Linked DNA regions of Homo sapiens: all the other regions are linked to region 1. A link is a loop called in an ENCODE intact Hi-C map of the cell type or tissue named here. Cell type or tissue: OCI-LY7. All regions are shown on one strand.

The links. Hi-C counts contacts between places; a loop is a spot of excess contacts. Peaks named below come from ENCODE experiments on the same cell type or tissue, not always from the same donor. Only the 100,000 strongest peaks of a DNase experiment are listed, where the experiment ranks them.
Region 2: it touches region 1 in a loop (10-fold over the local background); 43 of 110 quality-filtered maps call a loop at or near these places.
Region 3: it touches region 1 in a loop (2.1-fold over the local background); 2 of 110 quality-filtered maps call a loop at or near these places.

The regions. Positions count from the first base shown.
Region 1 is chr20:40,740,540-40,743,039 of GRCh38, forward strand. No RefSeq gene overlaps it. Among named protein-coding and RNA genes, the nearest start is that of SNORD154, 27 kb to the left of the region's middle. In OCI-LY7, a CTCF peak has its summit at 1,159 (motif pointing right); a DNase peak (open chromatin) is centred at 1,172; H3K27ac peaks cover 905 bases.
Region 2 is chr20:40,961,745-40,964,244 of GRCh38, forward strand. No RefSeq gene overlaps it. Among named protein-coding and RNA genes, the nearest start is that of TOP1, 66 kb to the right of the region's middle. In OCI-LY7, CTCF peaks have their summits at 1,415 (motif pointing left) and 1,618; a DNase peak (open chromatin) is centred at 1,417.
Region 3 is chr20:40,790,954-40,793,453 of GRCh38, forward strand. No RefSeq gene overlaps it. Among named protein-coding and RNA genes, the nearest start is that of SNORD154, 78 kb to the left of the region's middle. In OCI-LY7, no CTCF peak of the experiment used is centred here; no DNase peak of the experiment used is centred here.

The sequences.
Region 1 (2,500 bases):
CAATAAAATCAGGGCTTTCTCTGCTCCAGGTTCAAATGAAGCAGAGCATGGCTCTGGGGACAATCAGAATGAAAGTTTGTCACCAGCTCCCTGTTCTCGAGAGTTCAGTCACAGCTTGCTCATAGGAGAAATGATTTGGGTCAATTCACCAAAAGCCTGGGGTACAGGTGCTCTAGGGTTTCAGCTCCACTGGCTTTCAGGGCCAGCTTCCGTCCCCAAGGCCAGAGGCAATTCTTGGAGTCATTCATAAAGCCCTCCATGTCTCATGGGGAGAAAAGAAATTAATATCAGAAGTGGCAGCATCTAAGCGGCAGCTTCATAACAGGCTTGAACCTCGACATCTTGGCTACAACTGGGAACGGCTCAGCCAAGCACGTCATTGACTCCCAGAGTCCTGAACCCGAGATGTGCATGTGGGCTTGTAGGTCACCCAGTCCAGCCCCCTTATTTTATAGATGAGGAGGTTGTATTCCAGCGAGGGGAGAGGGCTCACCCAAGGTGACACAGTGGGTAGGGGGCAAAATCAGGGTTGGAACCAGGTCTCGTGGTTCAGGGCTCTTTCCAGCATTGGGTTCTGCATCAGGCATACTCTATCATTGGAAGCTTTTATGAGACCCAGTAAAACAGAGGCTCCATCAAAACACCAAATACGCAATGTGCAACCCTGCACAGATCTGTTAAGCCATCACTGCAACAGCAGGAGCTCTACCTGGGAGGGAGGCCCATACCCCATCACCATTCACCCCCCTTGGCCTTGAACCTCTTGCCTCAATCCACTGTGAATTTCAGCCCTCCCTTCCTTTCCCAGCTGCAGCCTGATCTTACTCTTAAGGCTTAATGCTAAGATGTGCTGATTTTCTGGATCTCTTTCTCTGTTCTCATTAAAGTTTTCCTTCCAGAAAATTCTGCCTCAGGCCACCCTGGTAGTTGTTCTCCAGCCTCATCCGATCCTCAAGACCCTTTCCTAGGAGTGGTATGGGAAGAAAACCAAAGCTTTCAAAATACAATGTCAGCTGAAATATTGCATCTTCAGGGAAGGCTTCCCTGACCCCAACCACCTCCACTCAAGACTGGATCCGTTTCTCACATCCTTTGCAAGCAGCTCTTAGTGTTTGTAAGGAGACTTGGGTGTGATTTCTAGATCAGCACGTGTCTCCCCCACTAGAGGGAGCTCTGAGAGGCCAGGGTGCAGCTGCTTTTGTTTGCTACTGTGTGGCCAGTGCTTGTAGGGTGCCTGCCAGGAGATAGGTGCTCCATAAATATCTACTCAAGGAGGGGGATGCAGATGAAGCTCGTCTTCACCCACCTCCAAAATGGTGAGCTTTTCCTGGAAAGTGGGGAATTCTGGGGGCCCTTGGAGGGTCCAAAGAGGATGCACCTTTAACTAAAGGGATGAGTTCATCTTTAAAGGGAGAGTTTGGGCTGAGACACTGAACAAAGTGATAGCACCCTGTCCCCACTTCTCCCGTAGCCCTAAGGATGTTTTATGTTGCCCATAGCTGAAAAAGTGCCCCTTGTGGTGGTGGGTGGTGGGCGGGGTGGGGGGGCGGTTAGGTTTACTCAGGATGGAGGTGGCTACAGTAAGACGTCACCTCCTCTGTGCTTCCCAAAGTTGCTTCGGCTTCCAGGGTCACCTGCCTAAAACCTGGCAGCCCATCAAGGCAGAGGAGGTACAAGGCAGGAGAGGTAGGGCAGCCCGGTTCCTGTGGGTCGGCCAGGAACAAGCCCAGCCACCATAAGGAACAGGAAGAGAGGCCCCTGGATGCCCCCAAGAGGCTCCTCTGGAGCCTGTCTTTGGGTCTAGAGGGAGCAGCCATGAGCCTTGGGACCCAGCACAGGGGCTGTATCTAGGTGCCAGGGGTAGCAGATCAGCAGAAACTTCCAGGAGTAACCAAAGTTGCATCTGCAGTCACTGCTCTTCAGAAACAGCTGACCAGGGTCCCTGAGGACACAGTTCTCACATTCTGGGCAACAGGGGAAGGGATGGCCCATGCCTCCAGGACCTAGCAATATCCGCAATAAGGGGCTCCTGGGCAAATTTTGCTGGTGACACAGGCACAATGTCTTTGAGGATGATGCTACAAGGCCTGCCCTCTAGGACGGCACAGTGCAAAAGAAATAGAATGCAACCTCTGTATGTCATTTTAAATTTTCTGGTGGCCACATTTTCTTACAGTAAAAACAGGTGAAATTAATGTTAATAATAAATTTTATTTAACCCAATATATCCAAAATATTACTTCAACATGTAATCAATATAAAAATATTGTTGAGATACTTTATTTCTTTTTTTCAAAATGCAGTGAGTATTTAAAATATACTGACAATATAAGTCAGTTCTGAATAGCTTGGGGATAGTGGCTACTTAATTGGACAGCATGGCTCTGGAAGGTCAAGTCAGCCTTCACCTTGACAGTCTCATCTGATAAGTGGGCATATCTCAAAGTTGTCAGGTGTCTGAAGGCTCCAAATGTGACTTGCAGAGCTACATGGACAGGTG
Region 2 (2,500 bases), 220 kb after region 1:
GGAAAAAAAAATGGAATTCTGCAGCCCATCCCACAAGGTCCAGGCCTTCCTTGGGAGAAGGGGAGGTGCCAAGAACTCCAGATGTGTTGATCCCTGGGTTTGCACAGCCATCTGATTCTTCTTGAGGACAGGAAATGAAATTTTACAAAGGTGCCCATTATGTGCCAAGCGCTTGTTACTTCATAGAACAACCACAAGGATACCACAAGGTTGGTATTAGTCATTCTTGTTTTTAAGGGAGAACTCAGAAAGATGAAAAGCCTTGCCCAAAATCACGAGTCTCAGACCCTCACGGTGCCAAAGCCAAGATTCAAGCCCAGGAACAGCAGATCCTGACTCGATTCTTCCTCCACGCTTCCACATGGCCACCCGAGCACCTGACTCTAGGTCCAGTTCCAGTGTGGGCTGGAAGGAGCCTCTCCATGCTGATGCCAATCACAATCATGGCCACTACTTCCCATGCGCCCCTGGGTGCCAGGCTGCAGCTCCAAAGGTTGGAGTCACTCCATCCTCCCCAAAACTTAACGAGGCCAGGATTCTCATTCCCATTTCACAATGAAGACGCTGAGGCACAGCGATGTTAAATGACCTGTCCAAGGTCACAGGATAAAGTCATGGCAGAGCCAGGTCTCCACCTGATGGGCTGAAAACCGCACAAGGGCCAGGGTAGTGCCCAGCTTTGCTCCCACCTGGGCCCCACAGAGTGACAGCTCAGCAAGTGTGTGCTGGATGGGGAGACTGGTAGAGGGAGGGAAGGAAGGATGGACAGGTCAGCACAGCCGTGGAAGAGAATGGCTAAGAGGTGACACTCAGAGCCAAACTGCCAGGGCTCAAACCTCAGCTTTGCCACTTTTTACCTGCAAGTTTCTTAATTTGTCCCTACGTCAATTTTCTTATCTGAAAAATGCAGATAATAATAGTTCTTACTAGCTAGGGTTCTTAAGAGAAACAAGTGAGTTCATATGGAGCCTGGGACATGGTGGGTGCCCTACACTATTGTGGATTAGTGGAGGACAGGCAGGTCTAAAGCCGTGGACTGGCGGCAGCCCAACCACAAGGTGTCCTCATGAGGCCTCCAGTGAGGTCAGCCCCACCCTTGCACACTGAGAGTGAGCGCCTCCTGAGCACCTCGCTGGCCTCACCTAAATCCCTTCCAACCCTGGTCAGCCCATGACTTTCCATCTGGGCTTCCCCAGTCCCGCAGGGTCCAGTTGCCCCAACCCAGAGGACAGAGACGCTCAGACCAGCCCCGAAAGCGTCTCCAGCCTGGTAACAGTGAGCACCCCATCTCTGAGAGGTTAAAGCAGAGTGGGACGGCCACCTGGGGACCTGCAGACAGGCTTCTGGCTGGGAAGGAGACTGGAAGCCACTTTGAAGCTTTGTGCCGGCTGAGCATTACCGGCGCGAATGGCCACAGCGCCACCTGGTGGAAATATAAGAAATGACCTAAGGGGCCCCAGAGGGTGGAACACAAGCAGCATCCTCTCCGAGTGGGACAGGCCCCAGCCCAGGTGCTTCTCACAACAGGGGTACTTGGACATTCAACAAATAAATGAGGCCCCAATACCAAGCACTTTGGTGCGTTGTTTTCACGCGCTATACCATTTAATTCTAACAACACTCTAAGGAAGGCATCCTTACCCTTTTTACAAATAAAGACATTGAGCTCGGAGATGCAACGTTTATTTGACCAAGGTCACACAGCTAGCAGTGGCAGAGTCAGGATTTGAGCTCTCGAATTCTGACTCCACAGCCTGCCCTCCTAATTGCTAAGCCTTGGGGGATTCCATGAGAAAGAAAACCAGCACCCCTCCCCTGTCCCACCCCTTCGTTTCATGGAGCTTACACCTAGTCAGGGGAACAGACAGAAATCAGAAATTCACTGACTAGGTACCGTGTGTCAGGCACTGGGCTAAGTTCTAGCAATACCGTGGTGAAGAGGGTGGTCAGGGTCCCTGCTCAAATGAATCCTGTGGGGAAGAAGGACATTAACCAAATAATCACACAAATATGCGACTATAACGGGAGACGTAAAGGAAAGATTTGGGTTCTGAGACCCACTGACCAGGCACCTACTGCGCTGAAGCAGTAACATACTGAGCTGAGAGCTGAAAGGTGACCAGGACTTACCCAGGAAAAGACGCACTTATTCATTCTTTGACAAATGAAAGCACTGTGTGTTCCCCATGGTGTTTTCCTCTTTTGTTACAATAAATAAATAGACTGTATATACGCTATTGCAACTTGCATGTATAAATAATAGACTGTATATATGCTATTGCAACTTGCTTTCTAAGTCTACATAGTTTTTTGGTTCTTTGCATGGCAATACACAGAGATCATTTGTTTTAACTAAGGAGGCTGTCACACAACTGACATCTGCCTTATGCACCACGATGTATTTATCTGTGCCCCTGCTGATGACACTTGAGTTGTTTCCAAATTTTAACTCCTACAAACTGCTACAGCCACATCCTCCAAGTCCATAGTCTCTCAAAGT
Region 3 (2,500 bases), 50 kb after region 1:
ATAGATAGAATTATAAAGCACATTCTCTACTATGTATGGCATCTTTCACTCAGCATAAAGCTTTTGGGATTCATTCATGTTGCTGCATTTGTCATTCAGTTTAGTTGCTGAGTAGTATTCCATTGTGTGGATGTACCATAATTTGTTTATTTACCACCTGGTGGATATTTGGGTTGTTTCCAGTTTGGGAGGTGTTATTTAAAAAAAAAAAAAAAAAAAAAAGCTGCTATGCATGTTTAAATACAAATCTATGGACAACTGTATTCATTTTTCTTGGGTAAACACCTACAATTGAATTTGGTAAATTTTCTTGGATAAAGGTACATTTAACTTTAGAATCAAATACTAAACAGTTTTCAAAGTGAATCGAACATTTTTTAAATTGCCAGCAGCAATGTATGTGAGTTCCAGTTGCTTCACATCCTTTTCAGTGCTTGGTATTGTCAGTTATTAACTTTAGTCATTCCAGTGGGTGTAGTGGTAACTCATTTTGTTTTTAATTTTCATTCCCCTAATGAGTTGAACATCTTTTCATATACTTATTTGTCATTCACAGATCTTCTTTGATAAGGTGTTTATTCGAAGCTTTTGCCCTTGAAAGTGTCTTTTAAAAAACAAAGATCTTTAAATTTGATAGTCTAGTTTATCATTTTTTTTGTAGTTCATACTTTTGCATCCTATTTAAGAAATATTTTCCTAACCCAAGATCACTTAGATTTTCTCCTGTTTTCTTCTAGAAGTTTTATAGTTTTAGCTCTGATTTATATGGTAAATTACATTGATTGATATTTGAATATTAAACCATAATTGCATTTCTAGGTTAAACCCCACTTGGCCATAATATATTGTTCTCTTTGTGTATTGCTGGACTTGACTGGCTAAATTTTTGTTAAATATTTATTGATATATGTTTATGAGGGATGTTGGCCTGTGGGCTTATTTTCCTGTAAGATCTCTTTTTCTGATTTCATTTTCAGGACAATACTGGCTTCATAAAATGGTTGGTGACAGGTTTTCTTCCTCTTATCTTTTCTGAAAGAGTTTGTGTAAAGTCACTATTTTTTTTTCATAAGTGTTTTGTAAAATTGTTTGTAGAAAACTATTTAAATGTTTCATAGTAGCCATTCAGATCTGGAGTTTTCCATGTGAAAAGGTGTTTTCCATGTGAAAAGGTGTTTAACTGTGAAGCCAGTTTCTCTAATAGATATATAGCTATTCAGATTATTTATTTTTGTGTGAGTTTTGGGAGTATGTATATTTAAAGAAAGTTGTCTCTTTCGTCTAAGTTATAGAATTTATTGGCATGTAACCGTTCATAACATTCTTCTGTTGCCATTTTAATGTCCATAGGATGCTCTCTTTTTAAGTTCCTGGTCAGTCTGGCTAAAAGTCTATTAACCTTCTTAGTGTATGCAAAGAACCAGCATTTGGCTTCATTGATTTTTCTCTATTTCTCTATTGATTCATTGGGTTTTGCTCTCATATTTGCTATTTTCTTTCTCCTGCTTACTTTAAGTTCAATTTACTTTTTTGTATTTTCTTGTAATGGAAACTGACATCATTGATTCAAAGATTTTTTTTTCCCAATATAAGTGTTTAATGCAATAAATATCTCTCTAAGCACAGCTTTAGCTGCATCCCAAAAATTGGATGTTTCTATTTGCTGTCAGTTTAAAATTTTTACTTTTTAAGTTTCTTCTTTAATTTATGGATTATTCTTAATGTGTTGTTTAATTTCCAAATATTTTGGGAATTTCCAGATATCTTTTTGTTATTGATTAGAAGTTTAATTCTTTTGTGGTCAGAGAACTATTTTGTATAATTTCAATTCTATTACATTTATTAAAATGTGTTTTATGACCCAGAATATGGCTTATCTTGATGAATATTCTGTTTAAGCTTACAAGGAATCTGGTATTCTTCTGGTTTTATGTGGTGTGCTTAATAAATATCAGTTAGACCAAGCTGGTTGATTATGTTGTTAAGATCTTATATATCTTACTGATTTACTGTCTATTTGTTCTATGAATTATCGAGAGAATAATATTGAAATCTCCAACTATAACGGTGGATATGTCTATTTTCCTTTCAGTTCTAGTCATGTTTGCTTCAAATATTTTGAAGATCTGTTATTAAGTGCATACATATGTTGGATTGTTATGAGCTCTTAAAGAATAGATTCCTTTATTGCTATTAAATGGCTCTTTTCTTTCCTAATATTCTTCTATGGTCTGAAGACATATGTCCCCCCAAAATTTTTATATTGAAAGCCTAACCCCCAAGGTGATAGTATAAAGAGAGGAGCCTTTTGGGACCTGAACAGGTAATGAGGCCAGAGCCCTCACAAATGGAATTATTGCCTTATAAAAGAGGCCCAAGGTAGCTTGTTCACTCCTTTCACTAAAGTGAGGAAACTGTGAGAATGTGCTATCTATGAACCAGAAAATAATGACCCCTTACTAGACACTGACTCTGCCAGTGCCTTGATCTTAGACTTTCT